Linked DNA regions of Homo sapiens: regions 2 and 3 are each linked to region 1. The links are chromatin loops, found by intact Hi-C in ENCODE. Cell type or tissue: mammary epithelial cell. All regions are shown on one strand. Links, peaks and the distances in the headings refer to the core of each region. The heading gives the core; the rest is flanking DNA. Region 1 overlaps TSHZ2 (teashirt zinc finger homeobox 2). Region 2 has its middle 49 kb from the start of TSHZ2. Region 3 overlaps TSHZ2 (teashirt zinc finger homeobox 2).

Region 1 (10,440 bases), core at 1,397-9,396:
ATTTCTTGTTTTGCTGTAGTTTCTTTGTCAATGCAAAGACAATCTGAATAGTAAAAAGTGTTTTAAATAGGCTTCTAATGTATTTATTTGATTGGATCCCACCTGGGTCTGTAAGCTTGCATGTGGCTAAGCCTCATATTAGCTGTCCAAGCCCCCTTGCTGATTCTGGGCATTTGGCTAACTTCACTGCATTAGCAGTTAGCATTCAGAGCAAGTCCAAAACAGCTTGTTCCCATGGTTCCTGCTTTTTAAGTGACACCGTGTCCCTCAGAACACAGGGCCAAGTGACAGAACCTTTGGAGAGGCAGTCATAAATTAACCTGAACGCATTTTTGCACATGGTATTCCAGACTTTGCGAAGGGCATGAAAGGCTCCCATTGATTAGGAGAGGCTTAGAGTGGCACGCCTTCTTCAGGAAGATCCACATTTTAAGCACCTGCTGGTGGTGACATTCATAAATCTTTGTCGATTAACTGGACCTGCACTTGATGAATTTTGCTCTCACTGCTGGTCTGCATTGAGGTACACCACTGAAAGCTGAGTGTCTGTAGAGAGGCAAGAATGTTGAAGATTTCAAGGGTTGGTGGCAACAGTGTCCCAGAGGGAGAAAATAAAGCAATGCCACCCTTGGGTACTTGGAGACAGAATTCTAAAGTCATTTGTCAGAAGAGGTAAAATTTGTGGGGAGGAGGGGTAGAGTGGACTGCTGGGAATTTTTGTACAGACCCAGATGTTTTCCTGGAAATAGGAAAAAGAATGGTCTCTATCCTCTTTTTATATCTTTTAGCCTAAATATTATAAGAAGTAAGAGCTAGCTTTTGACCATTAGCCATCCAAATACTTAGGGACATGTATCCCTTAAAATACAATGCCAGTATGAAAGTCATTACCCTGGTCAGTTTCTTATTTCGCCTAACTTCACGCATCTGTAAGGCATTAGCAGTTGCAAGAGATTGATATGATAGTTTGTGAGTAATTTGAATGAACTATAACACTAACCCAGTAAAGTATTATAATTTTAAATGTGTCCAGAAAATAATTGAAATTCTGGCTTAGCTTCATCATAATGCAAACTGCTGGTTATACTTAACAGCTGAGTAGCTTAGCATGAATATTGCTTTAGAAATGGGGTCATTTTGTTTTTACGAAACAATATTGCTCTCAAACACGTTTAGGAGGGGAAAAAAAGCAAGTGATTATGAGTATACTTTTAACCTTTCTGTCTCTTTCTATCTGTGTTTACCAAGATGATTTAGGTGTTTGGTGTTGTCTGAAGGCAGACACAGAAGGTGCTGGCATTTGAAACAGACCCAGTAACAAGCCCTTGGCCATCAGATTTCTTCTTATACCACTCCGTCACAAAACCTCTGTTCTCTAGCAATCCATTTTCCTGTAGCCTGATCAGAAACAAGAAAGATAAGGACATTCCCTGCTGACCCAGAAGATAACAAAAATAGGTGGCCCCTATAGATACCCACAGTATTTATTTTTAAATGTAGTTACCAACACTTAAAAAATTGAGATTTCACATGAAAATCCAGATTGATGAGTGCTCATTGTATTAGCTCATTCTCATGCTGCTGATAAAGACATACCTGAGACTGGGTAATTTATAAAGGAAGGAGGTTTAATGGACTCACAGTTCTACATGGCGGGGGGGGCCTCACAATCATGGCAGAAGACAAAGGAAGAGCAAAGGGATGTCTTACATGGAGGCTGGCAAGGTGAGAATAAGAGCCAAGCAAAAGGGGTTTCCCCATATAAAACCGTCAGATCTCATGAGACTTATTCACTACCACGAGAACAGAATGGGGGAAACCACCCCTATGATTCAGTTATCTCCTACTGGGTCCCTCCCACAACACGTGGGAATTATGGGAAATTCAAGATGAGATTGGGTGGGGACACAGCCAAACCATATCATTCATGAATCAGAAGGTTTGGGAATACTGGGTCTACATTCCTGCCAGATGGCAATCTCTGAGCTTAGCAGATGCTGTCACCTTGAGATGCAGAACAAGCACTCCAGTTCACAACAGTTTTCTCATGGCCTGCTGTGTTTAATTTTTCTTCTTTCTATAATCATTTGAGTTTTTGATTCCTGGTACCCATTATCATTTTCTTAGTCCTTCATTCACAAAATACCCTACAAGGTGCCACAGGATGCATGACCGGCCCCTCACATCCGGGAGCAGTCAGCAAGCTTTTTCTGTGAAGGACCACATAGTAGACATTTGAGGCTTTGTGGTACATACGGCATCTGGTACAACGACTCAGCTGTGCTGTCTTAGCGTGATACCAGCCATAGACAATGCATCAATAAAGGGGCACAGCTGTGTCCCAATAAAATTGTGTCCATAAAAATAGGTTGGCCCATGAGCTAACCCTGACATGGGAGAAAAACAAAAAACACAAACAAACAAAAAAACTGGCCCTTAATCAGTAACCCTGTAGAGGAATTTTCTCATCAACAGGGAGCTTTCAATAGATGTGAGGCTAATTCTTCCCAAGTCAGTGCTCAAACTCTTAAAGCCCCACCTTTAGACAAGTGTGTGTGTATGAACGTGTGTATGTATGTGACTTAGCTCCTTCTTCATTTTTTCATTCTGAAATATTCACTGACTCTTAGTAGCTTTTTGCTCCAATTACCCCAAAGACTTTCCTCCAAGAAAAATGAAAGTTTAAAATCTGTTCCTTCATGGCAAGTTAGCTAAATGCGTTATTTTGATAATGAGGTTAAGAAGGGGTTTCCACTGAGAATGAAGGGTCATGGTAAGGAAAAATCTGAGAGCCCTCATTGTTCTTCATTTCAGAGGAAAGTGGTTTTCTTGTCTTATCTCACAGTCAGGCTTCACCTTAGCTTGTTCAATGGTGTGGATGTGAATGCTAGCTCTCTGTCTCTGTTTTTCGAGTATCCCTTGACAGATCTCCAGTTTCCTTTTGCAAAATCGAGGAGTCAACACTATATTAGAGGTGTCTAACTGGTAAATTTGAACCAAATGTGGATCCACATACATATTTAGTTTGACTCAGAATATTTAAAAACAAAATAGGAATTAGTTATTGACATTGGGAAATCAAAAGGTGTCACCAATCAGATTATTGGCTTTTCTTGAAAAATTTGAGGATCTAGTAATACTGGAATGCATTCTTCCATGTATATAATTGGCTGTGGCTGAGTATAGGTAACTTCTTTGATCGCTGGAGCTCTTTATAAGGTTACTTTGCCCACACAAATTACCTGTCTGGAGAAGTCCTTGAGGGAGTTTGTGACCCAAGGAACAGATAATTTCAACTTCTGGGATTTTAGTCTCTTCAAATAAAGGTAACAGTCACAAATTGCTAGCCCATAACATCTCCAAAGCTTTATCAATTAAAAGATGAATAACAATAATTATCTCAATCATACCAATAGAAAGTTATAGTGCTAACTATGCAGTAGTTACAAATTTAATACAAAATGATGCAGAAACAGGGATGAATATTCCATTTTCAGTCTTTTATAACTGCAGAAGAAAAAAGCAACACTGCCACTTGCTTTTTGTTTGGAGATGTTAAGCCTCACAAATTTTATTTCTTGTTGTTGGCTAAACTGCTTAAGATTGTTCTCGTGTTTAAAAAGCCAGGGGTGGGCCATAGAAATGGATGGATGAGGACATCAGCTTTTATGGGGGAATTCACAGCATTTCAATAGACTCTGTGTTTACCTGAAAGTCTTGGGCCAATGGAGAAATGAGAAATTGGCTTTCTATGGAAATACTGAGAAAAGGCCTCCAAGGGGGAGACACAGTAAAAGCTTCTTTTACCTAACTGTTTTCTTGTTGGAAATGGCTACCCACAGTGCAGCTGGGGGCTTAGCAAGCTGTGGTTCTCATTTTGCCCAATCTTGTTTTGAATCAGCTGATTCATTAAACTGCACTGATTAAGTCTGTATTAGGTAGTTCATATTACTAGACTAACAGATACTAGACTGTATTAGAAAGTCTCCAAAATGGTGTAGAAAACTCAGGTGCTGACCAGAGACAAGGAAAGTAACACTAAATTGTTCAATAAATATGAATATTTTAGAATATCTTCATCACTGTAAAGAAAGATGCTCTCTCTTATTTTTCTCGAATTCTCAGTCTGTTTTCTCACTTTTGAGAGACATTACTATAGGAGACAACTCATTTTCTTTATGAAAAGAAAGACCCAAACACAATGATAAATGGCTAGTGATGTTTGGCCTCAGGGAGACAATAGAAAGAGGTAGGTATTGGGGAGAGTTGCTGAGTGAATGCCCTGCTGGAAAGAGGTGGCAACAACATAGCTCCAGCTAATCTCGTCATCTGCGAATATAGAACCAATGCGGTAGATGTTTGGATTTTGCAAAAGAATATGAGAAATTGAATTTTTATGCGAAATCACCTGATTGACAAATTTTGGCAATGCTGTGTACATTATTATTACGATTATCTATTTATTTAGTGGTTTGTGTGGGCCGAACAAATAAGTCGGCAAGCCGAATTCATTTGCCCCTGTGCCAACTGTTGTAAAGTTTGATCTTGCTTAATGCATCTCAATGTTTCCCATCTCTCAATTTGAATTATAATAGGTGCCAGCTGAGACCATGTGGTTGGTGCAGCACACACACAGCTCTGTTCCTTGAAAGCTACTCAAAGCAAATGTTCTAATCACAGGTGAGAGGCCCTCAGCCTATAGGCGTAGTCTTTAGAAAACAAATTTAGTGCAGAATAAAGGACAACATCATGACTTGAAAGAACCAGACTTGAGACTGTTTGTAAAGTGCAGCCTGCCATTTGCGGCTCCTTCAAAGGAGCCTCGGCTTTCTCACTCTTAAAAAGGAGGGTGTTGGGCTAGCCAGTCTCCTTTCTCCCAAAGTAAAATACTTGTCTGTATTGTTCAGGGAGGAGAATCTATGCTTTGGGATGTGAAAGCCTAGGTCTGACTCTCCTTTCTAACATAAATTAGATTTGCATAACTTCCTTCAACCTTAGTTTTTTTGTTTGCAAAGGTGAGGATAAAACCAGTAATGATATCACAGGATTATGTGAAACTTAAATGAGATAGTAAGTCAGATAACTCTGTGTAAACCAGGGGTTACAAGCAGGGGCAGTGGATCAAATGTAGCCCTTAGCCATATTTTGTTTGGCCCATGAATTGTTTCAAAATCAGAGAAATTTCACACTTAAGGATAGATGCCTTCTGAGAAGTTCTGACGTTACTGGCCCTGTGTGGTTGCGTGGCAGAGCTTTACCGCTTTTGCCTCCTCTAGACTGAGCACCAGGGATCTGCCATGGTCCCCATCCACTCCTTATATTGCGCCTGGCTCTCTGCACTTTCTGCCATTATTTGTCTGTGGGTTTGCAGCCCCTGGCAAATTAAGTGATGTGCAACGGTTCACTGGCGTTGCTGTTCTGATTATTGTTGTTCTTCCATCTGTTATCCCTTTCTGCTTGTGAGCCACATATTCGCTTCTTTGGGGCTCAGTTATCTGGTCTTTAAAATGGGAATAATAATATCTCACTTGCCTAGAGCCAGGGGGCTGTCGGGTGAGGCCAGGCCCCTTCTGCTCCCTGAGCGCCCAGAAGTGGGGCGTCCGACCAGCAGAGGGCGCTGGTACGAAAGGCTGCAGGTGCTGGCATCGGCCAAGCGCAGACAGGTGGGGCCGCGGCAGGTGCGGCTCTCGCACTATCCCCCTTTCACAACTTGGGAGGACACAGCTTCACCGGGTGGGCCTGACAGCGAGCAATTACTCATCCATCGATACAGCCGCACATCACCAGCAATGTGACTTTCTGGAATATGTAATGCGACCACAGACTTTCTAATGCCGCAGCCTGACAATCAGACACTAAAAATAACAAACGGGCCCGCTCAGGAACAGAAAGACACGGCCTCTTTGGAAACTGGGGATGGGCCGTTTCCAACTCTGCTCACCGCTGGAGCCCTGCACGGAATTCTCCGGGCGGTGAAGTGAGTCGCCAGGAGCTGCCAGGGGCTGCAGGGAGAGTTCCCGCATTTGAAGGGTGTGTTCACTTTTAGACAACTCAGTCCCAGCAAGATGTAGACAAATTGGAGCAAGTTCAGAGAAGAACAACCCACATGATTAAGGGGAAAGAGGATTGATTTATAGAGAAATATTAAAGCAGCCAAACATGTCTGCGCTGTGTTCTCCAGGTGACAAATCAGAGAGTGACACATTGTGGGGCTCCATGCACCTTTGAGAGGTGTAAACATCAGGGGATGAGAAACTAGCTCAGTGCAAGGAGCTTTTCACAGCATTTTCTAAGATGGCATTAACACCAGAAAATGTTCCTGGCTGGTGAAGGGTTGGTTGGGTCGCACCTATGCTTGAGAACCCTTTGTTGTCCTGATTTTGCCTGGCATAAAATGACATATCCTAGCTAGGGGTTCACATTTGTGGCCTTCAGTGCTCTGGCTGTGGCCTATTTTTCCTTGTATGTTCACGTCCTTGACTTTCTGCCAGGGATTCCGCCACCCCAGTCCCATTTGTCCTCACTCCAGCTTTACCTGACTACCTGTCTTACTCCTCCATCAGGAACTGAAATGCTTAGGAGCCAACAATGGCTTGGCTGGTGAAGTGAGGTGTGGAGAGGGCTGGGGAAGACAACAGGACCAGCAATTGCAAGGTGAGAACAGATGACAGGGACATTCCTTGGGTGTTGACTTCATAGAATGCTGAAATACTAGTGTCTTATTAAAAAGTGAGCTGGCCCCCCACTGTTTTCTATTCCTCATTCTGAGGAAGAGCTAAGGTCGTGCCTTTCTGTCCTCCAGATATGAGTCTCTGGGAATTTGACTGGGGAAGAAGGTCTTGGCCAAAATGAAGAATTCTGGGAGAAGAGGAATCAGACATCAGAGACAGGTGTTTGGCCTTAGGGGAAAAAGGGCAGGAGCTCAACCCTAGGAGAAAGACTGGGAATTAGGCCTGGGACCCCTCTTTTCCCATCCCTATGAAACCATTTTTTAAATTTTTTTTTTTTTTTTTTGAGACGGAGTTTTGCTCCTGTTGCCCAGGCTGGAGTGCAATGGCGCGACCTCGGCTCACCACAACCTCCGCTTCCTGAGTTCAAGCTATGCTCCTGCCTCAGCCTCCTGAGTAGCTGGAATTACAGGCATGTGCCACCATGCCCGGCTAATTTTGTATTTTTAGTAGAGATGGGGTTTCTCTCCATGTTGGTCAGGCTGGTCTCGAACTCCCGACCTCAGGTGATCCACCTGCCTTGGCCTCTCAAAGTGGTGGGATTACATGTGTGAGCCACCGTGCCCAGCCTTTCTTACATTTTTAATATAGTCTCTTCCTCACTTCTCCCCTCCCAAAGGCAAAAAAAAAATCTAGGATGCCTCCATGATGGAACTCTGACTGTAGACCATAGCTGAAGGAGCTCTGGAAAGAAAGCAAATGTCTGGCAAAAGCCACTCAACCTCTCCCATATACCAGGAAATGAGAACCAAAAGAGAAACAAGATACTGTGGCATGGTTAGACAGTGGAAGGGTGTGGTGAGAACGCTTTTCATATGACAGGCAGCTCTCAAAATGCTGCTATTTTGCTCTTAAAAACCACCGCAATATACTGGAATCCCGGGAAGTGGTGTTGTGATCTTGGGATGATGTGGCAGGGCTGTAAGGACTTAGACCAGTGTTTGCCACGTGGAAAAGTGGGCTCAGTGCTGTTAGATTTTCTACTTTTTCTCACAGTAGCCTGAAATTCAGGTTTTGATGAGATAATCTTTAAAAAAAACTCAAACAAACAACCTCCCTGCAAAAACAAACCCAAACTGCATTTCTGCAGGAGGACATTAGCCTATGGGTCCCGCCCACTGGTGTGCCCGATCTCAGTGTCCATTGGATTTTTTATCCTTCCTTTTCCCTCAGATGGCCCTTCCCTCATCTCCCCATGAACTCTTATCTCAACCTTTTAAATGCCACATCCTTCACAAATCTTGCTTCAATCAAGCTCATTGCAATGACACTCTCCTCTCAGGTTTACGGGCTCCTTCTTAGATTAATTATAATAATAATAGTGTTTATTGATTGAGTGCTTACTAAGCACAGGCAGGCACTGGACACTCTACACACCCTCCCTTCCTTCTGCTTCATTCCTTTCTCTGCTCACATTGTCTTCTTCTTCTTTTCATTTTGAGACAGTCTTGCTCTGTCACCCAGGTTGGAGTGCAATGCAGTGGCATGATCTCTGGTCACCTCGGCCTCCACCTCCCGGGTTCAAGCAATTCTCTTGCCTAATCCTCCCAGGTAGCTGAGATTAAAGGCACGTGCCACCATGCCTGGCTATTTTTTATATTATTAGTAGAGACATGGTTTCACAATATTGGCCAGGTTTGTCTTGGCCACGATATTGGCCAGTTCAAGTGATCTGCCGGCCTCAGCCTCCCAAAGTGTTGAGGTTACAGGCGTGAGCCCTCGCAACACTGTCTTCTTAAAAGCCCCTTCCCATACCAGTCTTAGGAAAGTGCACTTTCCTCCACCTCCAACTAAGCCCTTGCTCGGCTTCATTTTTCTTGCACAGCATTTAATAATCTGACATATTTTATACTTATTTGTTCAATCGTCCATCATCCGCTCCCTCTCCCCCTGCCACCCCCGTAACATAAACTCTAAGAGATCAGGGATCTTGTATGTTTTGCTCATTGTTATTTCCTCAAGACCTTGAACTAAGCCTGTTATGTAGGTGTAAGTATTTCAATAAATATTTAATTACATCAATTTAAATAATTTCATTTGATTTGGGCTACTTACCATATGTCACTTTACACTGTACTTTATCGTGTGAGTTTTGTGTTTTCACACTGAATTTGAAGCAATGTAAGGCCGACACCTATGGTTTATCTGTGTATGTGACCTCCCCGCCAGCACCTACTACTATATTGTACTTAGCACAATGTCCTATATTGAAGAGGCACTCAGGAAATAGTTGTTGATTTTAATCATCCTTCCAGACAAGGGAGCCAAGAGATGTTACAAAGTCAGGCTGGACTTATTGTCAGGAGGCACAGTCTTACCCTTTAGAAGTCACGGTGACAGGGCCATTTCATAATGGCTTTGTTTTATAAAGGTACTATTCAAATCTCAAGTGTGAAGAGCAACCATGAAGTTGGTTTATCAGTGTTCATTGGCATGAAATTGCAAAAAAAAAAAAAAGTCCAATTAGTTTATTAAATTCTTAATGGTGTCCCAAATAATGTTGTCACCAAAGAAAGAGAGGTTGTTTCTATAGGAAATACTTCACCATCAAATTTCTCTCTCTCTCTCTTTCTCTCTCTCTGTCTCTCGTGTGTGTGTGTGCAGCCTCGCTTTACCCATGGTATAGAGTTCAATTTTTCTTGTTGACTGATTAATTAAACTTTAAACACTTTTTGCTGTGGGTTTAATCAGCCATGCAGTCAGCCCAGTTCAGGCATTGACGAGTGCTGGGTGGTTCCTATTAGCTCTAGTTGTAACGAAGCATCCAGGTGCAGCAGCAGAAGGAATTCAGGGACCAGCTTTTTTCAAGGACTAATCCAGACTCCAAATTGTCATGTTTCTTCAGAGAGAGCCAAAAGGTACAATTTTGCATGAAATTTTCAAGGCATGAACAAGAAACTGTTAACAAACTTTCAACCAGTAATCTCCAGTGACTTAAACCTAAGGTAGCTAGATTTGTAGCTATTTGAAATTTTATTTAAAAGTTTTTCGGTGTTTTGATTGTTTGTAAGACATTGAAAAACTCCATAAATCAACAAAAACTGAAACTTAACCCTCCATACTATTAATTACATATTGCAGTAGACATTTTCCTTTCTTTCCCCTGTGTCCATTGCTGTTTCCCTTGATTGACAACACCTTGGTTTCAATTGTCTTATGAAGTGGATCCCCCTCCTTACTTTTGATCCACAGGATTCAGGAGAAGTCAACCCACACCAACCACCTAATGAGCATGCCACGCAAGCCCCAAAGCTTTTTTGGAGCACGTCATCCCCCTGGCCCCAAGGAGTGGTCCAGGGATGGGTTCCTGAGCCAATTCTGAAAAATAAGACTTGCAGAATTTCCTGGGAACCACCAGGAGAAAGCAGTACTTCCTTTCCTGCTGGTTCTCAATCTGGGGGACCACACCTCCATGCGGAGAGAATCTTTTGTAAATGAAGCCGGCACAGAGGAAAGTGGGTTGACTTCTGAATCCAGCCACACTTGAGATCTATCCTCACACTATTCAGTTAGAAGACCCAATGAAGTCCCTCTTGATGCTAATTTGAGTTGGGCTTTCTGTACTCTGAATGAAAGCAGTCCTGATTATTATATAAACGATATCCCTCCCCCTCGATGTGTCCCAGTAATTCAGAGTTCCCTTTTGGGGGCAGTTAAAAACTCAAGAACGAATGTCCATCACATCTTCATTTGAAAACTGCCCTGTGTTCCC
Region 2 (10,440 bases), core at 1,376-9,375, 290 kb after region 1:
ATTGAGAAAAATGGGAGTCCTCAGGAAGTAAGATTAGGGGAAAGTCAAGGATCAGAGATGGCTTCCTTTTTAGGAGTGCAAGGAGACAAAAAGGGACTAAAAAGAGAGCTAATGAGTCTGTTCTAACATTCACTTGGCATCCAGAGAGACCCCCGCAATCCCAGCCGGCAGCTAACTGCTGGCTGCAATATTTATAAGTCTTGCTCTTCTGACTAGGCACGGCCCGCATCTCTGTGCTGCGGCCACCTGGGCTTGCTTTCAATCCTTCCCGGGTGAAAGGCACCCTATTCTCACAGGTCCTCCACACTTGCTGTTTTTTTTTTTTTTTTTTTTTTTTTTGCCTTTGCCTTGTTTGCTCCTTAAACTTCACACCTCTACTCAAAAGTTACTTCCTCCAGAAAGCCTTCTTTTGTCCACCTGAACTAAGTCAGAGACTTCAATCATACATTCATGTTAAACATGCTCATTTTTTCACAGTTCTTCATAGCTTGCAATCATACTTTCTTTTTTGGTAACTACTGTTCACCTCCCAGTTTGACTGGGAGCCCAAGAGAGCTAGGAGCTTATCTGCTTTGCTTGTGTCCCCTACACATAACCTAGTATCTGGCCTATAACTTGTATTTAATAAATATTTGTTGAATGAATTAGTAAGACATGAATATGGGCTCCTGCTATGGTCTGAATGCTTATGTTTCCCTAAAATTCATATGTTGAAACCTAATCTCCAATGTGTTGGTATTAAGAAGTGGAGACTTTTGGGATTTGATTAAGTCATGAGGGTGAAACCCTTATAAATGGGATTAGCGGCCTTATAACAGAGACCTAGCTAGCCCCTTTCACCATGGAGGATGCGGAAAGAAGGTGCCATGGATGAACCAAAAGTTGGGGCCCTTACCAGATACCCAATACACCAGCACCTTGATTTCAGACTTCTCAGCCTCCAGAACTGTGAGCAGTAAGTTTCTATTGCTTACCAGCCACCCACTAAGACAAGTCCCGTCCTCATCCATCCTGCTTTGTCATTACATGATTGAAGTCACCAAGTGCAGGCCCACATGTATGTCTCAATTCCCACAGTCCAGGTTCAATTCCAAAGTATGCTTTTATCATTTGAAGACCCCTCTCCTATTTTAGGTTTCTCTGATGCCTTACCTTTTCTGCCCCCAACTTCAGAGGCTGAGAATGAAAGATTAGACAAGAGTCAGCTTCCCACAGGGAAGGAGAGAAGTGAGCAGTGATAATAACACCAGCAACTTGGAAACAGGCAACTGGCACAAGGCCCTACTCGAATCTCCAGTACAAAGGGAGGAAGGCAGACCCGAGAGTATCAATAAGTCACAGAGGGGAGAACCTATGAATGAAAGAAACTTCTAAAAGTATTATTAAAATGTTGGTTTGGGCCAGGTGCGGTGGCTCACCCCAGCACTTTGGGAGGCCAAGGTGGATGATCACTTGAGGTCAGGAGTTCGAGACCAGCCTGGCCAACATGGTGAAACCCCATCTCTGCTAAAAATACAAAAATTAGCCCGGCTTGGTGGCAGGTGCCTGTAATCTCAGCTACTCGGGAGGCTGAGACAGGAGAATTGCTTGAACCCAGGAGGCAGAGGTTGCAGTGAGCCAAGATCACGCCACTGCACTCCAGCCTGGACGACAGAGTGAGACTCCGTCTCAAAAAATAAATAAATAAATAAAAATAAAGTAAAATGGTTTGCTCAGTTTTCTTTCTGAAGGGCAGTCTAACATCAGCTTGAAGAAGCACTTTTTTAGCACCAGTTAAGCCACAAAGGCTGTTGTGTAGAGCCAGGGGTTGGATGAAGGATTTGGACTGTCTGATCACAGCCTGTCACACCTTTAAGCCTGGTTTGTTTGTTTTTTTAATCATTGCCCAGTTTATGAATCATTGTTTCTACTTGCTTTAGAAATAGTCATTCTCTACTTTTTCATTTTTAGATTGAACTTGTGCTGGCTTTTTATATATCCCTTTGGTGTCTTACCTGCTTAATGAAAGAAATACACAGTGCTTTTAAACAACCATAAACACGTGGAATGGAAAATAAAAACATTTCTATTATTCATCTTTCAGGGATAACCAGTTTTTCCCTTAAATTCTTTTACAATGTCAACACAGACATGAATCTCTTAGTTTATGATTTTTTAAATAACAAATGTTGTAATGCCAAACACATTGTTCTGGAATTAACTCTTTTTATTTGCACACTCTTAATCACCATTCGTGCCAGTTCTTATGGGTAACCTTATTCTGGTAACAGATTTCTATTCTGTGTTATTTCACACAATATTGGATGCTTTTCCTAACAAAGGTATTGACATTGTTTCACTTTAATATGAAATGATGATGAACGTTTTTAAACATATAGCTTTGTTAACCTAACAAACCTATCCACTTTCTCGTCCTCCCTCTGGAAAGAAGCATGTCCGCTGAAGACTAGCCAAAGGAAATCCTTTACTTAATAATTACCACTGGCTCTTGGAAAACAGAAACCCAAGACCCATTCATTTCTTCATTCACTTTTGCGTCGAACATTTAGTATACTCCTAAGAAGTGCCAAGTATCATTCTAAACACTGGTGAAATACACAAAAGAAGGCTCTGCTTTTATGGGTGAATATTTATTAGGGAAACAGAAAATAATAAGTAAACAACAACAACAACAAAAGAGGATTTCAGAAATGGAAAGATTAAACCACCCATGGGAAATTAAGGGAAAGAGTTTTCCTAAAGAAGGAACAGCAAGTTAATGACTTTGGAGGGGTGTGAAGAAATAAACATGGTTCCCTGAAGGCGTGGACAGGTGCACAGGGCTGGAGCCCAGGATTTTGTGGAAATTAGTATGAGGTGGGGCCTAGGAAGGAGCAGAAGGGGCCATATAAGGTAGGACTGTATAGGTCATGGGAAGGACTTGGTATTTTATTAAGAATTATGGGAAGCCACAGGCTGGGTGTGGTGGCTCACGCCTGTAATCCCAGCACTTTGGGAGGCCAAGGTGGGAGGATCACTGGAGGTCAAGAGTTCGAGACCAGCCTGGCCAATATGGTGAAACCCTCTGTCTACTAAAAATACAAAAATGAACTGGGTGTGGTGACACGCACCTGCAGTCCCAGCTACTAGGGAGGCTGAGGCAGAGGAATCGCTTGAACCCAGGAGGCAGAGGTTGCAGTGAGCTGAGATCATGCCACTACACTCCAGCCTGGGTGACAGAGCAAGACTTTGTCTCAAAAAAAAATAAAAAAAGAATTATGAGGAAGCAGAGGAGTGATTAAAATCTAACATGTATTTTAGAAACCATCATCCTTTTGCTGGGTTGAAATTGCCTGGAGTGGAATGGATCGTCAGAGAGCAGGTTACTGCTGGTGTCCAGGAAACAGACAGTCGAGACAGTCTCCATCCAAGAACAGGGAATCCCAACAGCTGCACAAATCCAGGCAGTACAGCTCTGAGTCTCAGAAATGAACACCCGATGTACTCAAAAGATCAGTCGGCTGCAATCCCAGATAGACTAGCATGAGCCAGGTAAAAGAGAACTAGGAGATCAAGACAGACGACATTAAACACCCAAGAACCAACATCACTTCAGTCTGAGGAGCATGGGATCCCCAGGGAGCTGAGTCATTGAAGATCAGAGTATCAGAGAGCTATCACTGTGTAGGATATTGACTTAACCGAGGTCTTTGACCTTCACAGGCCTTTCATCTCCAGGCAGCAAAGACCCTTGAGGTCAGCACCACCCCTTCAACATATCTCTCTGGGCTTGATGAAACAAACCAGAGCTTCACGGTGATCTCTGACCTTTTTGAGGCAGGAAGTCATATTCATAAATTTGAAATATCTATGTTCTGGTCAGAGGGAAGATCATTGCTGGGGTTACCTCTTCAAAAGTCTTTCTGGGTCCACCCCCTTTGTATCCGGCATCTGTACCTCATTGGCTCAAATGACTTGTCATTCCCTCTATGAACCTAGCACCTGGAAATTTGAATGACTGAAGCAAGGAGAGCAGAATTTTAAGAACTGCCATGCCCTGAGGGAAAGTTTATGATTTAGCATTCTGCTTCCAGATAGCCCGCCTCCAGAAATAGTCACACATGTGCACAAGAATATCTGTGCATTGTTGTCCAAGGAATATTTTTGAGCATATTTTCCCAGTCTTGTAAACAACACAATATAAAATTATGGACGTCTGTCTAGCAGTGCCATTGTAGGTGTGTGCACTGGAAAGTTCTAGAAATACACATTTTTTGACAGCAGGAGGAAGAATTTCATACTTTCTATAATTTTGCATTAGGTTGAATCACGTGAAATTGCCACTTTTTGTAAATAGAAAATGACTCAAGATTGGCAATTTCATATGGTTAATTCTAAAAAGACTTAAATTGCGGAGAGGCAGGAGAGCGAGGTTGTTAAAGTAATGGGTTCTGGAGCAAGGCAAAATGACCTCCAGGGCTAACTCTGCTTCTTCCTACCTGTTTAACTTTGGGCAAGTGGTTTCACATCCCTGCCTCAGTTTTATCACTTGAAAGATGGGAATAATAATAGTACTTAGTTCAGAGTGCTGCTGTGTGAATTAAATGAGTAAAAGGGCTTTTAACTGTGCCAATGCAAGCCTTCAATCAGGGTAGCTATTCATTTATCAAAACATCTATTATTACTTTTGAATTTTTTTTTGAAAAAAAAAAAAAAAGAAAAGGATTTGCCTAGAATATGCTTGAAAAGTTCTTTCCTTGTGGTGATGAGAGAAAACTCCAGGTGGATTCCTTCATTATAATGTCCCGTTGTCTAGGAAATGTGCCTTGGACCCTTGGCAGTGCTTGGGGACAGCATGACACTCACAGCCAAGCAGCCTTATTGCTCGTAGTGAAGCCCCATATTTCCTGAATTTCCTCGGTCTTCTCTCGCTCAGCTCTTCCCTTCCCCCCATTACTATTTATTTACATGGCATCTTCCTGCCCTTTTAATTATATCACCAACATATTTGTAAACTCATTCATTTCCCATCCCCTTTCCATTCTCTGTGCACTGCTCTAAATATAACCACAGAAACAAAACAATGCAGTTCCACAAACAAAGGCGCCTCAGCAGGGCAAGCAGAACCCTCCAGTAGGTCTTGAGTCAACTGCTATTTCTCGTCTTCTTCTTTTATAAACCAGCCCCCAGCTCTCACAATAGAAAGGGTGGGAACCCTGATTAAATGGTATGCATTACTTAAGAGGGAATTAAAAGTGATGCAAAGGTTTTCATTAAACCGCATTAGGCAAGGGTACTCAAGAACAAAGTTGCCTGGGTGGTTTCCAGTGTGAATGCCTAGTTTCTGAATCTGCAATGACTCACTTGCTCAAGAAAGAATTGCTTGCCTGGCTAATTGCTTAATCAGCCAGCCACATGCCTTTCCCCCACCTTGCATGGAAAGCAGGACTATGTGTGAAGGATTGAGAATGGGGTGGCGTAGAAAGGTAATTACAGGTATTGAGAAATGAGCATCCAGGGAAAATGGAAATTTATAAAGATGTGTGAAACGCTAAAGTTTTGGCTGATTTTCTCTGGAATCACTGAAAATACTAACAATATTTATTTTACTTACAATGACTGAAAAGGGTAACAATAAAAATATTTACTGAGCACCTAGTAAGTGCCAAGCACTGTCTGAGGCATGAGTATACCATGTTAAAAAAGACAGCCAGAGCCCTGTCCTCATGGTCTTGTGTTTCAGTGGTGGGAGTAGGGAAAAAGCAAGTAAAGGAATAATTGCAATAATTTCAACTTCTGGAAACCCTGTAGGGGAAGTAATGGGGGGGTAGCAAAGGAGGTTAACTTGAGGTCAGAGATGTTCTCTCTGGGAGGTGGCATTTGGGTTGAGACCTGAAGGGTAAGCCACATGGGAGAAGTGGGAAAGAAGTGTCCAGGCAGAGGGTGACAAACGCCAAATTCCTGAGCTGTCAAAGGCTTGTAGCTGAGAAACAGGAAGGGTCAACTAGCTACTGCAGGTTGTTGCATAAATTATTAGAAGCACATCAAGTCTCAGAACCAGAATGGAATTTTTAAGAAAACCAAAACCAAAAAGGAAAAATTACTTACCTCGGATCACCCAACTCATGGGTAGTGAAGCCACAGTGAGAACTCAAACTATCTAAATTACAGGAGAAGGACTTTATCTATTGCAAAATGGAGCGTATTGAATACAAACAGTTTACATCAGCAGCCTGCTTCCAGTGTGTCTGTATAGTTTTTCCACTATGCTAACTTTGGGGTAATTTGGGGTTCAAGATTTGATGCTGGCTCTTACTAACCTCTAACCTTTTAGAGGTTTGAGGTAAGTTTGTCCCTTAACTTTCCTGAAGCTCATCTATAGAGTTTCATGCAGAGTTACATAAGGTGTATACCAGTACCTGGCACACAGCACATATGCAAAATGTAAACTATCATCGCTATTACTATTATTCTTTTGTCAATATTCTCTCTGTTCTATCTTTTTTTTTTTTTTTTTTTTTTTTTTGAGACGGAGTCTTGCTCTGTCGCCCAGACTAGAGTGCAGTGGCACGATCTCGGCTCACTGCAAGCTCTGCCTCCCGGGTTCACGCCATTCTCCTGCCTCAGCCTCCCAAGTAGCTGGGACTACAGGCGAGCACCACCACGCCTGGCTAATTTTTTTTTTTGTATTTTTAGTAGAAACAAGGTTTCACCATGTTAGCCAGGATGGTCTCGATCTTCTGACTTCGTGATCCGCCCGCCTCGGCCTCCCAAAGTGTTGGGATTACAGGCATGAGCCACCACGCCTGGCCCTCTCTGTTCTATCTTAATAGTCTCCATTATAGAAGACTGTATTATACATCATTTTACATTCCATCTCCCAATGTAGAATGGGCTATATAGCATAACAAACGGCTTTATAATCCAAACATTTGCTCATTTATCACAGCAGCAACTATATATCAAGTGCTGCGGGAGAAGTGAGGAAAACAAAAAATTTTACTGTGGCGATAAATCAATTGTGTCATACTTGGTGTCAGCTTCAGGGGATTGAGTCCTGGATCTGTGACTTATTAACTATGTGATACCAGGCAAGTTGCTTAACTTCTCAGAGTCTCAGGATTCACATCTGAACGATGGGGAGAGTAGCCCATATAGCATGGCTTTGACACGGAGTAAATGGCTTGATGCCTCGATCACTGACTCCGGGATTTGGAATATAATAATAGCTCCTAACGGCTAGTTCCAATTGGCCTCACCATTCAAGAAGCAAAAATTTGAGGGGGTAGAAACAAGAGGTGAGCAATTTGAAGAGGTTCATTACAAATTAAACATACTGGGGGTGCTTCTCCAGGAAGCAGAGATCTCATAAAGATTCTGGAGCTGATTCTGAAAGAACGGATAGGAATTTTCTCAAAAGATGGGGAAAGCACTTCAAATAGCAAAAACAGCGTGTGCAAAGGCACGGAAGCTTGAAACAAAACGGCTTATTGGGGAAATGCGAGGTCACCTGGGACGGCTGTTTAGTGCACTGGAGGATGGGAAATGGATATTGAGCAGTAAGGCAGAAAAGGTCGAAATTCCTTCCTAAAGAGTGTGTGCTCATTATGCTTATGGCCCCAGATTGTCCCGTAGAGGCATCTAGATCACAGTCCAAAAAGATTTTCAATCTTAAGCAAACTCCTTTTCTTTTCTTCCCAACAGCTGAGAATGAAACAAAACTGTTGCATCAAAAACTGAATATAGGGACAACCTTGTAGATATAAGATGCTAAATGCCAAAGTGCTACGTGAGATTTGCCATTCATACTCACCTAGGGAGTCCCAGCTTTGGCCAGACTCCCCATCCCCATTAGTAATGTGGTGACATTCAAGGGCATTAAGTAATGCTTGATGCCTGAAATGTTATTTTGAGAAAATCCCATGAAAATAAAACTACAGCCAAAGTAGAAGGCATAATCATGCCTTTGGAAAGTAAACTGGAGGAAGTTTATCCTCAGGTAGAGAAAGGAGAGTTCATCAGGGTTACCACAATTACCCAGGCATGTCAGAATAAAACAGGAGCAAAGAAGCTCCCCTGAATAGTTACCAGATGAGGACTAACATCCTCACCATGACACAGGCAGCCCTTACATTGACATGACCAGGATCCATATACAACACCCTTCTTGAATTTAATGATCTAATTTAAGGCCTGACAAACATACTGTTTTTTCAAGGGGCTAGGAATGGCCCTCCCTTTTCCTCGAGCAAAGTAATTATTCCCCCAACTTGAAGCAATAGTAGTGAAAGCACTTTTTGTTTCTCCAATCCTCTAGTTGAACCCCCAGGCTAAGATTTTTTTTTTTTTTTTTTTGTAAGGCATTGTTCATGCACAGTGACATAGAATTTCATTTGCCGGGTTTCAAGTATTAAGAGCACAACACAAAATCTAAGCAATTTTAGACATGTGTCAATCTCAAATAAAAAAAAGCTTTGTGCTGGCACAGAATGTCAATGCTTGAATTAAAGAGATGGAGAATTTCCCTGAGCGAGAGCTGTACATGCTGACATAATACATTGTTAAGGCTCTGTGTTACGATACAACCAATATGTTTTAATAATTTATTGGTATTTATTTAACACACAATACTGTCATACCAAATCTAAACCAAGAGGTCTAGGTTCCTCATTGATTCATGTGCATGGTTCTTATCAGCATCATTAGATGTTTCCTTAGAAAATTCTTTTGCTTGTGACAAGATTATAGAAGGGTGTCTCAGAAACCTCATGCAGGCTGTATTCTGGTATCACCTTCTGGGGACCCTCAGTGGGATATTGCTGAAAGGATTTAATGTGGTTTTGTATTTTTTCTTCTTTACTTATCAGACTTTATCTCCCGATGAAATCACTGCTCTAAGAGTTAATCTCATTCGAACACTTACTCAAAATCTAACCAGCTAAGAGAATGCCACAGGCTGATGCGGAAGCCTGCTGGATACAGAATCTAGGTTGAATTCTTCTGGACTGCCTTAATCATTAATTCATCAGCTTGAGGATTCATTCATCTTTATTTCACTATTACCTAATGAGGATAATGGAGGCTATCAAAATCTAAAGGCTAATCATTTTTTAAAGTGAGTATTTGATAATTATTAATTAATAATAATGTCAACAATAACCTTAATTTTCCAGGTATTCCCCCTAGAGATTTATATTTTAATTATACTTGCCATGAGGACAAATGAACTCTCCTAGAATTAAGCTTTGGTTTACAATTTTCAAATCACAGGAGCAGGGAGAAGCTATCTTCATGTAAAAATAATCAGACTTCTTCTTTTTGAAGAGCCTCAAATGGCAGTGATGAAGAGAGAATAAATACAGCTGATGAGATTTAGTGTGACATCAGTAATTCTCAAAGGGACTCCACACCATAGAGTTTGCTGGTATGGATGTTCATTGCTTTTATGGAGGTGACAGGCCTGACCTGTCAGCTACTAGTAACACCCAGGACAGACTAGAAATGTCACAAACTACTAACAGTTACTACGCAAGATATCAAAGGATGTGTCTAGAAAGGGGTGGCTCTTCAAAACTGGCTTAAACCTGTTTTAAAGTTCCTGTTTCTTTAATAAACCTATCCTTTTCTCTTATGGATCCTAGAATTTATTTATAAAAATTTTAAAATTTCTAAGTGGCTTAAGATTTTATTTTCGACTGGACTATTTTATTTCAATGTTATAGAAACCCAACTCTAACTAATGTCAGCTTTAAAAAAATGAGGGAGTTATTGGCTCCTGTACCTGAAAAGTTCAGGGATCAAATTAGGCATAGCTGGATCCAGGTGCTCAGATGATGACAGTGGGAACCTGTTTTGTTGTCTCTCAGTTCTCATTTCCTCTGAGTTGGCTTTATTCCCAGGGAGGGTATTTCTCCCCCATCTAGAATCCCCAGAAGCATCAGACTTATCTATTATCAACTTTAAATCCTGTGTAATGAGAACCTCTCTGTTATGGGTTACACTGTGGTTCTCCCCAGATTCCTGAGTCCTGACACCCAATACCCCAGAATGTGTTGTTATTTGAAAATGGAGTCATTGCAGTTGTGAGTGGTTAAGATGCAGTCATACTGGAGTATACTGGAGTATACTGGAGTATGCTGAGTCTATGATCCAACATGACTGATGTCCTTGTAAAAAGGATAAATTTGGACTCAGCCATGTCCGGGGGCCCTGGGAGAAAGCCATGTAAAGATAGAGTTATGCTGCCACAAGCCAATGAACTCCAACTAGCTAGGTGAGTGGCCTGGAATAGAGCCTTCTCCAGTGTCTTCAGGGAAACCATGGCCTGCCAACATCTTGATTTTGGACTTCTGGCCTCCAAAACAGTGAGATAATAATTTTTTGTTAAGTTGCTCTTAACAAAAAGAAGTGTTTGTGGTACTTCTTACAGCAGTCCTAGGAAACCAATAGTACTCTTCTTTC
Region 3 (10,440 bases), core at 1,741-9,740, 240 kb after region 1:
TTTTTAGTAGAGACGGGGTTTCGCCATGTTGGTCAGGCTGGTCTCGAACTCCCAACCTCGTGATCCGCCTGCCTAGGACTCCCAAAGTGCTGGGATTACAGGCGTGAGCCACTGTGCCCGGCCATTATTTCATTTCTTTACTGGATATCTTTGCTTGCTAAAGTCTCTGAATCTGAGGTCTGCTCTTTCTGACAAACAAGGGTGAGAGGTGTTAAAAATAGGCTATTATCAAAGACTTTCTCTTGACTTACCAGAGGCATTGAAATGGTATGAAGAAGGGACATTACTTTCACTACATGACTCAATGCTACTTAATCTACCACTCATGGTAGGAAAATGCTTATTGGGATAACTCTGGCTTAAATAATGTTCAAGGTTGGGCTTGCTTCCTCATTAAAACTGCATAATTGGAGACGATGGTTTGAGTCAGTGCTCTCTAACCTTTCCCCGTAGAGACATGCTTTCGGCTCCTTGGGTTTTCTCATTTTAACTCCTAAGAACCATGTCACCATCATTCACTCCTTCAAATAATATTTATTGAGCATCGTCTATGTGCCAGGTCTTGTGGACACGAAAGCAATGAGACACAACATCTGCCCTTCAAAGTCCATAAGGTCAGAATCGTGGTGATGATTTTAAGAATTTAACATTTATTGAGCACTCGCTGTATGCAAAGCACCATTTGAAGTGCTTCACTGGTATTAATGCTTGACTTCTCCCAACTACCCAGAAGGGGGTTTTATTATCCCCATTCTACCAATAAGGAAATCAAGGCATGGAGAGGATTATTAACTTGTTAATAGAATGACTAAAATGTATTGACCACTTACCATGTATGTACCATTCACCATTTTCTTCATTGCAAGTACCACGGTGTTAAGCGTATTATCTGGTTTATCTCAATTAATCCTCATAAAAAACCTATGAAATGAGTCCTTTTATTAGGTCTGTTTTGCTAATGAGAAAACAAAGTCTGGGAAAGCAAAGATGCCTGAGGTCGCACCGAGATGAAATAATCGTTGGAGAGAAATTGAACCCATGCCTGTCTGTCAGACTCCAAGATCCATCCTCTTGCCTAGTGACTGAGTTGTCTAATGGGGGTGGAGAAATATGTGAAGAAGCCATTCCAGGACTCCAGGAAATATGCGTGGAAAAGTGTGGCCTCTTTCCCTGTACGGTCAGTTCTAGAATGTAGGCAGCTCCCAACACTTTTATTGGTTTCCACTTTGGCTCAGAGAACGATAGACTGACAATTTGCAGTAAGACCCTTACATATAACTGGAGGAGAAAAATAGAAGACAGAATTAGAGAAAATATTCATGGCTAACCTAGTCTGATTTCTCCTGGACAGCTTTCAGTAGACGCCTCTTTTTCACTAGCACCCTGCCTGCAAACTTGTGGTCTCTCCCCGGACCACTGTCATGGCTCTTCCGCCATCCATCTGGTCCAAGTCAGCATAGCCTTTGACTGCATTGATGTAGACGCCTCTTGAGTGGTCGGCCTGCTCGCAACCTGGGTCCCTGATAAATCGCAGGACAGCCAGAGGAGCCTATCAAACCTAAGTCAGATCCTGACTCTGCTCCTGCACCCTCCGAGGCACCCCACCTCGGTGACAGCCCCAGCCCCTTGCTTGCTTATCTTTACCCTCCCTGCTCACCCTCCCCGTCTGCTCCGGCCACCCAGTTTCCCAGCTGCTCCTCCTGTTCCTCCCAGTAGCTCTAGCCCCGGATTTTCAGCTGTGCCTGGCACTGTCTTCCTCCAGAGAGGTGCAGTTTTCTTCCAACCGCTTCACTCCAGACCCAGTATCACTTCCGCAGACGGGTACCTTTCCTGATCGTCTTATCCAAAACAGCCACTTCCTGTCATGCTCTACCCCTGCAAACACCCTCTGCAAACACCAGACCCTGACACATGGGACTGTCTGCTGGCTAGTCCCTGGTCTGTCCTCCGCACTCAATGTAAGCTCCGGGAAGGCAGGCACTTTGTCATTCGGATGCAAGGCTCCAGTTCCAGCGCCTCCTACAGCACCTGGTACACAGCCACAGCCGCCCTCCCAACATCACGCTTGTTCATAAAGGTCCTAAGGCAGGCAGCAGAATCTCCCCCGTGCTCTCCAGGATCCCAAATCTCTTTGTCCTAAGATACATCTTAACAGGCAGCCAGCCAGCTTCCCTTCTTCCTGCTCTCAGGCACTTATCTGGAGGTGACAATTAAAAAGTGAAGAAGGCGTTACCAGGAAACAGCCCGTAGCCTATTCCCATTAGCTTAACAACCCCTAAGCTTCGCCGCCTGGGGCCTGAGGGGATGAGCGCGGGTTCCCCGTGGGGGAGGGACAGAGTTGCCAGGTCCTGGGGGGCTCGGAGCACCACTTGGAGAGCGCGCAGGGAGAGGCTGAACCTCAGGGTCAGAAATGAGGACCCTCCACTCCTTCCCCTCCATCCATGTTCTCAGCAAGCACTGTCTAGAAGATGAATGCACAATATTTACCGCACAAAGGGATATCACTGCTCTTCAGTCGAAGGCACGTGATGTCACGATGCGCAAAATACAAGATTCAGACGAAAATCATCGTCTTTTGGTCATTAATATTTTCTCATTTGAAACATATTCTAAGAACAGCTAGGATTTGCAATTGGTCCAGAGGTCTGCTAAAAGTTTTAGACCTATGAAAGAGATCCTTATACTTGAAAGTAATTAATTAGTATACAAAGCAATATATGAATGAAAGCATTCATTTCTTTACAGTTTCATTTATTCATTCATCAGGAAATATTTGGTTACTGCCTAAACGGTGCCAAGGACTAACTCAGGTGCCTAGATTTCTCTCAGAATTCCTGCAGAAAAGAAAACACAATTAAGTGCAAGAATAAAAAACATTCATTTGTGAGGAAGAACCCATGTAAATACTGGGCCCGCACCAAGAGTTTTATATGTGTCACATAATCTAATTATCACAAGTAAAATGTGAGGTGAGCAAAATTCTTATCCCCATCTGACAGATGAAAACGCTGAGGTGCAATGAGGTGAGGAAACTTGCTTCTGAGTGCACAGCTGGCTGCAGTTGGACCCCAGGTCGGCTTGACTCTTAACAATGCCTTTCCACAGCCTCGCCATGTCATCCATCACAGCACCAATCTCTCTATGAAGGCTGGGAATGTGTTTTTATCTCCAGCTGCCACCTCTATCATCCTAAGCATCCTACTCACCATCACTAGGGGCTGGGTAAGTAGACGGAGAGAGCAAACATGCCCAAGTCCATCATCACTTTTGAAATACAAACAGGACCTATGTTCAACTAATAACCAATCAGATCACATCACCTCCTTAGGCCTTTGGCATTTCCTCCTTCCTCTGCCTGGACTGCTTCTCCCAGCCCTGTGCTTGGCTAGTCTCTCACTTTTTTTTCAGGTCTGATCAAATCACCACTGGAGAAATAGCTCCCCTGACCACTCTATATAACATGGCAACCCTCCATCATACTCTACCTCATGAAGCCAGATTTATTCTTATGAAATGCAATTAGGACTATTCAATATTGTGTTATATATTTATTTGTTTGTTAGCTTTTTAGGCTAGCCCACAAGAATATTAGCTGTGTGAGGGCAGGGGCATCTCTATTCTTGTCTACTGTTATTTTTACAGCACCTAGAACAATACCTGGCACATAATAGATGCACAGCCAATATTTGTTGAACAAATGAATGCATGTACGGACATATGAAAGAACATCCCATAAAGAGACAACTTCAGATGACAGGAGTTGGCCTGAAGATTCTATCTGGAGATGCCGCTAAAGGCAGCATCCTCCGTCTAGGCTCTCAATTAACCCCATAGCTTTAGACATCACAATAGACACAGGGGGAGAATAATAAGACTGAGGGTTCTTCCTTGGGTCCTTCCTGGCAACTCGCTATGACTATTCTAGATAAACGATCATAATAAATTAAATGCATGGACTTTGGAAGCAGGAAGAGCTGAGTTTAAAACTCAGCTTGGCTACCGCACGAACTTGAATGAGTTATCCTGCAACTTACTCAGATTCTCATCAGTAAAACAGGGATTATACTTGAAAGTTATAAGGAACAGGACTTAGCCCAGATGTCCCCTCCTCTGAGAGGTCTCCCCTGACCATCTACATCTCTGTTGTCCCAACTCCTGCTCTCATAATTTTGCTTTTATAAAGCTATTGCCATCATGAAGCTTTTTTTCTATACTGAAATTATCTTTTCCTTTATAAATTTCTTTGTATATTCTCTAGCTTCCCCCAATTGGAGGGCAAGATCCCCAGGGATCATCCCCATCCTATTCACCTCCAGGTCCAGGTAGTAGAACAGCATCTGACACATAGTAGGAACTCAAGAAATAACTGCCGTGTAAACGAATAAATGTAAACATATAAAGCACGTGGTATGTAAAAAGCACTTGTTTAGTGGCAGATATCATTGTTACCATTGTTACCGTTGTTGGTGGTGCTATAAATTCTATTTCTTGGGAAAGAAACTCTTTTTTGAGCGGGTGCTGGACTCCAAACAGCCCAGAATGAGTCTGCCTCAGGAGAAGAGGCTAAAACACTGCTTAGCCATTGTGTTTCCAGGCTTACAAATCAAAATCCATCCATATCTGGTTTCTTTCAAGCCCTGGACCCCTTGTTCTGTGATAACTGGTAAGTTGCTTGTTTCCCAGTTAATATAAATTTTCCATAGTCTGGTTATTCAGGGTAAAGACACACTATTCCCTCGTATCCCTGTGGTGCCTAACAGTTTCAGCACACTTTCTCAGCCCTCCTCTGACACAATCCTTTCCACACACCTGGAACATATGATTGCCCCCATTTTATAGATTAGAAAGTGGAGGGCAGAGATTTGAGCAGCCTGCCCAAGTTTACGCGGCCGAATAAGAATTAGACCTAGAGACTTGAACTTCAATCAGTCTGACTCCAAAAACTCACATTCTTACCCGGAGAGTAAGGTTTATCTCTAGAGCTTGCCCGGGGCTAAATAACTAGCGTGGGGCAAGGCTGCAACCAGAACCCAAGTCACTTGCCCTTACTCCGCTGTTCCATCCACAGTCTCAAATCTAATCCCAAGGGGGAAAACAAGAAGAAGCACTCAGCAGTGTACCCAACTTTCTAATAAAGGAAAATAGCCAAAGGCAATTCTGATATAAAACGCATTTATGGCTTTTCATTTTGGCATTTCTTCTGTACCAAATGGCACCGTGCACATAGAATAGATTTGACTCTTCTCTACAGCATCATCTTGGCCCAGAAGCTATTCATATCTCTCTGGGGTATAAAAGAGAGGCTCCTAAATACATAAAAAAAATTCCAAGGATCTGATAAATTGAAGTGATTTAAAGTAAGCCCTGTGCAGTTTATATAGAGATATTTATATGCCACTGCTCTCACTTACACAAGCCATTTTTCCCCTATAGAAGACCTTGACCCTCTGTCTCATTTTTGTATCTCCCATGTCACAAGGTTTCATGGGTTTTTCATGATCCAGTAAAGCATTACGGAAGTTTCTTTCAAATTCATTACAAATAGAATGGCTGCTGCCAACTCTGTTTTTATCTCATTCTGCCCTTCGTAACTATTTTCATTAAAAGCAATAACTGTATTCTACCCACCTTAATATCTAAACTATATAATTTCCATAGAAATGGCTTAGATGTGGCTTTAAGAAGAAAGCTCAGGGGTGATTTTAGAGTATTCCTTCAGTTCTGAAAGCACTCAAGTAATTAAGACCAGTGATCTTAATTTTTATACTAACAGAAACTGCAGAATGCTGGCCTTTTTTTTTTTTTCTTCAAACCCACCTTAGTGTCTAGCAGTGTTGTGGAAACATGAGGCCTTTCCTTAATCATAAATGGACACTACAGCTTTTCAATTAAATTAGTCTTTGGAGAGAGATGCAAAAGAGCTAAAAAGCTCCTTAAAAAAATCTTCCCTGCTTCACCGCTTCTCATTTGCCAAGAAGAGATGTTTAGCTAAAACGCAATGCTGTTGTCTTCTTATCCTGCCGCAACAAAGTTCTCTTGATCTTGAACCCTGAGCTAGCTATCTTACGAAGATCCTTGAGGTTTTTCTTTTGGTTTGCATGCCCACATTTGGTTTTCTGAAACAATTTTTTAAAAAGTGTTGTGTAATATAGTGTCTTACATCTGTGTGTCCAGAGAGAGTTTCATTAGTCCCTGCTTCAGGCTGGGGTAGCAGGTAGGAGGATATTGAAATTGTTTTTTAAATGACACAGGTAGAAAGAGAGCTCTCATTTAGATGAGCAGAATTCAAGACAAATGCTTTCAAATATGATCCAGGTATTTCTTCCCCCCATGTAATTTCTCTAAGCTCATTATCTCTAAAACTTTTGCATTGTGCGTTTTCCTGTTGTTATGCATAGCTAAATAATACTGATATATTAATAATCGGATTATCTTGCTGTGCCTCCTGAATTTTAATTTCTAAAATTGTAAATAATTTTAGCATGACTTTAGCATCCCAGAATATTTGAGGGTGCCCAGAGGATGTCTTTTTCTACAGGGGAAACGTAAAAAATTGAGGGAGGCAACAACTGAAAATTCCAAATGGCCATTTTAATGACTTTCAAATGCCTCCAAATTATTGAATCATTTCATTCATGGAGTTTGCTTTGGAAACAAATATATCAGCAATTCCCACTCGCATCTCAGATTTCTCTTCTGTGTCTCTGTGTATGTATATAATGTCTTTGAACGGACCTCAGTCTGATACCCTTGGACAAAATAATTTCTCGGACAAAATGAGCAATATGGATACGGCCACACTGCTGGAGACGCTCCCCATTCATGTGCAAGTTAAAGTTGAAACTATGTGTTTGCAGAGGTGCTTTCTCATTAGTTTGCAGACCTAGACTAGCAGTGAACCGTTGGGCTCTGAAGTCTCTAATTTTTATTACAATGTCTTAAAATCTGATGTATCTTGAAATCCACTTTAAATGCTATCTCTAAACGTTCTTCTCAGAAAAAGTTCCCAAAACAAGTGAATGAAAGGTCAGTAGGAGGAAAAAAAAAAGAAATTATAAATCCAGTGAAAATAGTGTTACATGTTAGAGGCATGTAAATAGATGGTGTTTTTTTCTTACTGTAATATTCAGGTAAGCAAGCAAGTACTCTCCACTTTCTTATGTGGTTAGAATGACTAACTTCCTCCTATAATCGAAGAGCTGCTTGCCAAAGATCACCCTAAGGAATGTGAGAATTTCTAACTTTAAATAGAACTTGTAAAACTTAAAAAAAAAATTAAAAATACCAATTGTTACAAATTACTGAAAAATGAATGTAAAAACCTATTCTGGGGTAAGCAGACTCTATAAAGATAGAAGGATAAGCTCTCCCTGATTACAGACTACAGTAAAAGATAGTCTGTATTTATCACAACATTAGAAAATTAAAATAAATTTCTCTCAAAGAAATAAAAATATAAAAGCGTTCTCAACTTGTGAAGCAATAAAATTATTTGTGCGCCAGGCTTCTTTTAATACCACTGTGATTTTTTTAATAAAAGTCGTTCAGTTTGATTGTAATTAAATATGTAATGAAAAACCACTGCTTCAGGGAAGCGATGCAAGACACTATTTAACTGTTAGTTAAATGTATTTCCAACTGACTTTGCATCAAACGAAAATGATACTCCGTGTATGCCTGGTCTTAATATAGAATTTGTTCGGCAATTTCTGTGTTTTTTTAAAGGGGACCTAGGTAGAAGCAGGCATTGCCTTCGAAATAGTGGCTGAGTCTTCCCAGACCATGACATTCCCAAATAAAATTGATAGTATAAATACAGTGATGGAAGGGAAGGTCGACTTTGGACATTTACCTCGTGTCAGCTAATTACAGGCATAGCACAAACGTGACCAGGGCCTAGGTTTTCTTCTTGGTTGACTTGATAAGCTCAGCTGCAGTGATGAACAGTGAGGCATCATTTCAATGGCTTTAAAAAATGCCAGGCTCAGTCTGTGCCCCCACCCCCATGACCAAAACCCATTCAATGGACAGCACAATTCCCAAGGCCCTGGGAAAAGAAACAGATCAACTCAGGTATTATCCTTTGGAGAAATTCCGTCAAATGAATGAGAAATCAGCTGGGATGAAATGAAAGCATAAACGTCCGTTGGAGACTATGACAAAAGTCAAGCTGCTTCAGGGACCGACCTCCTAAAAATACTTGGGAGGTATTTCTTGGGTGTTAAGCATTCCCAAAGTGTAGCAGTAGAATGGGCAACTGGGAGATAAAGAAATGTAAAGTGGAAGAAAAAAATGTAGACTGTTTCTGAGGAATGTTTCTCCCCTCCCCAAAAGTAATCTTCAGCATCCAAACTCTTAAGCCTCAGAGAAGATTTTCATTGTCAAGAAGTTTCCCGGAGCCCCTGCTCCCTTACAGAGTTTCCACTAAACTCTCTGTCACTTGTAATCTGCTGATTAGGGTTAACGTATTGTGTCCTGATATGGCAGATTAAAAATGAAATCAATAAATGCCTAAAACAAATGGGCTTTTGAGATGTCCTATTCAGTCTGAGTCTTTAAGGGTGAGGTGAGAGGTGGAAGAAGGAAATCAAGACGGGGGTGGGAAAAGGACCACTTAAGCAATCAATTTCCGTCCAAAATGTTGTGTGGACCAAGCGATTTCAAGGAATCTATCCTTCCTTTTTCAGATATCTGCCTTAAGTAACAAGAATGGCCAAAAGAGTTTGTGCTGCTAAGACCCTTTGGACTTTATTGTGTCCATGCGTGTGTGTGTGTGTGTGTGTGTGTGTGTGTGTGTGTGTGTGTGTGTGTATTTTTCCATTCATTTGTTAAAAACATACTTTTGGGCAAGTGAAGGAATCCATCGCGTGAGATATTTAAATATTCAAGATGTGAACTTGTCTTTCTGAAGGATGTTTAAACAAAGTGAGGGAGGAAGGGTCCCAAATCTACCCGATTCCTAGTCTCTTGAAAGCTGTCCCACTTGACAGTAAATTAAAGGTAAACTTCGCCCTGAGCTGCCTGCCCCCTCCCTCCATCCTGTTGGTTGAGATTTCTGGGACCTCACCGGTTAATTCAGAGTCATCACTATCAAGAGGTGGAAAAGAGATCTCTGAGGTCATTTCTGCTCTGTTGCAGTGTTCAGAGTTGTCCCTGTTGACTATGTTTCCCATGTAAATAACCTGTGTTATTAAGGTGCAAATTGCAACTTTTAAGTAATGATTGCTAATAGTCTAATGTTTACTGCCACACAAGGACATTCATGAAAACAAAATCTGCATTATTCATCTCCATATTAAATAAACAAAATAAATTGAGGGAGCTGTTCTTTCTTGCAAGACTCTTCAGATCTGGGTGATCAGAAAGCCTTTAAGAGTCAGCAAGAGGGAAACATCTAATTGCTTTGGGTGGGCAGGGGCAGAATCCTATAACTTACATATATAAAAGATATATTCACAAGATGTGCTCACAAAAGATTGTGTGTTCTATTGCAATTGGCTGTCATTAATATAAAAGCAGTTCAGTATGGTGAAATAAAATACGTATTATTTATGTGCGCGCACAGAGGCTGAGATAGGCTGTAGAAAATCAAGAGTTAGATTCTAAGTCTACAATTTTAAATTTTTAACCACTCTGCATCCTGCAAAATGCAAACAAATCAAAACACCGTTCTGTTTTACTTTCCTGCCATTTTCTCTATCTCCCTTGAAATGCATAGAAGGGGAAAATGCTGGTACTGAATCCTGCAATATTTTCAGGTAATAGTGGATGTATTTTAATGGTGAGTGAAATATACATCCAAGGAAGCAAGCATGCACACACAACACAAACCCCTGGGGTACTGTAGGCTGCTTTCTCAACTTTTTTTTTCTTGCCCTAAGTAATAGTATGGTGGAATAGCATAGCTTAAGAAAGCCAGGAAGAATGACATTTCAGAGGGAAATACTCTGATTTAGCTGTTTCCTTAAAGAGAATTGTCCCCTCACATCCCTTCCCCCTGAAGGGGGAGGAACATAACAAATAAAGACTAAAATTCCTCATCACTTACAATATCATCTTGTTTATTCTGTTTAGATACCTGCTTTAGTAGAAAGTTCTGTAATTGATTCCTTGAAACATGGAACTTATAACTAATAATACAAAGGAATCAAATTGCCTGGAACAGTTCTTGGGAAAAAGAGCGCTCCGGGAGAGCCTCAGCTCGGATCCACTCACAGGCTTTTTCTATCTCCCATTATTCATTAATCAAGCTAGAAATCAAGCTTTCAACATCAGTCCTTGGGTGTAATTACTTACAGTTGTGCATTGTGTTTAATTTTAAGCAGTGATAAAAGTTAGTATGGCCATAATCTTAGAACCCACCTTCTCCCCTTCCCTGGATGTTAACTGACTACAGAACCCCAAAGTGGCTAACTTTACTTGTGAATAACCACTTCAGCT

The links. A loop is a pair of places that touch in the nucleus more often than their neighbours do. Peaks named below come from ENCODE experiments on the same cell type or tissue, not always from the same donor. Only the 100,000 strongest peaks of a DNase experiment are listed, where the experiment ranks them.
Region 2: a loop joins it to region 1, with 8 times the contacts of the local background. A loop is called at or near these places in 2 of 110 quality-filtered maps.
Region 3: it touches region 1 in a loop (11-fold over the local background); 8 of 110 quality-filtered maps call a loop at or near these places.

Annotation. Positions count from the first base shown.
Region 1 is chr20:53,212,443-53,222,882 of GRCh38, reverse strand. The region is part of intron 1 of TSHZ2 (teashirt zinc finger homeobox 2); the gene reads right to left. Among named protein-coding and RNA genes, the nearest start is that of TSHZ2, 250 kb to the right of the region's middle. In mammary epithelial cell, for the core only: a CTCF peak has its summit at 5,610 (motif pointing right); no DNase peak of the experiment used is centred there; H3K4me3 peaks cover 139 bases.
Region 2 is chr20:52,918,143-52,928,582 of GRCh38, reverse strand. No RefSeq gene overlaps it. Among named protein-coding and RNA genes, the nearest start is that of TSHZ2, 49 kb to the left of the region's middle. In mammary epithelial cell, for the core only: a CTCF peak has its summit at 5,413; DNase peaks (open chromatin) are centred at 1,872 and 5,282; H3K27ac peaks cover 2,577 bases.
Region 3 is chr20:52,975,793-52,986,232 of GRCh38, reverse strand. All of the region lies in intron 1 of TSHZ2 (teashirt zinc finger homeobox 2), which reads right to left. Among named protein-coding and RNA genes, the nearest start is that of TSHZ2, 8.7 kb to the right of the region's middle. In mammary epithelial cell, for the core only: no CTCF peak of the experiment used is centred there; no DNase peak of the experiment used is centred there; H3K4me3 peaks cover 3,103 bases; H3K27ac peaks cover 4,641 bases.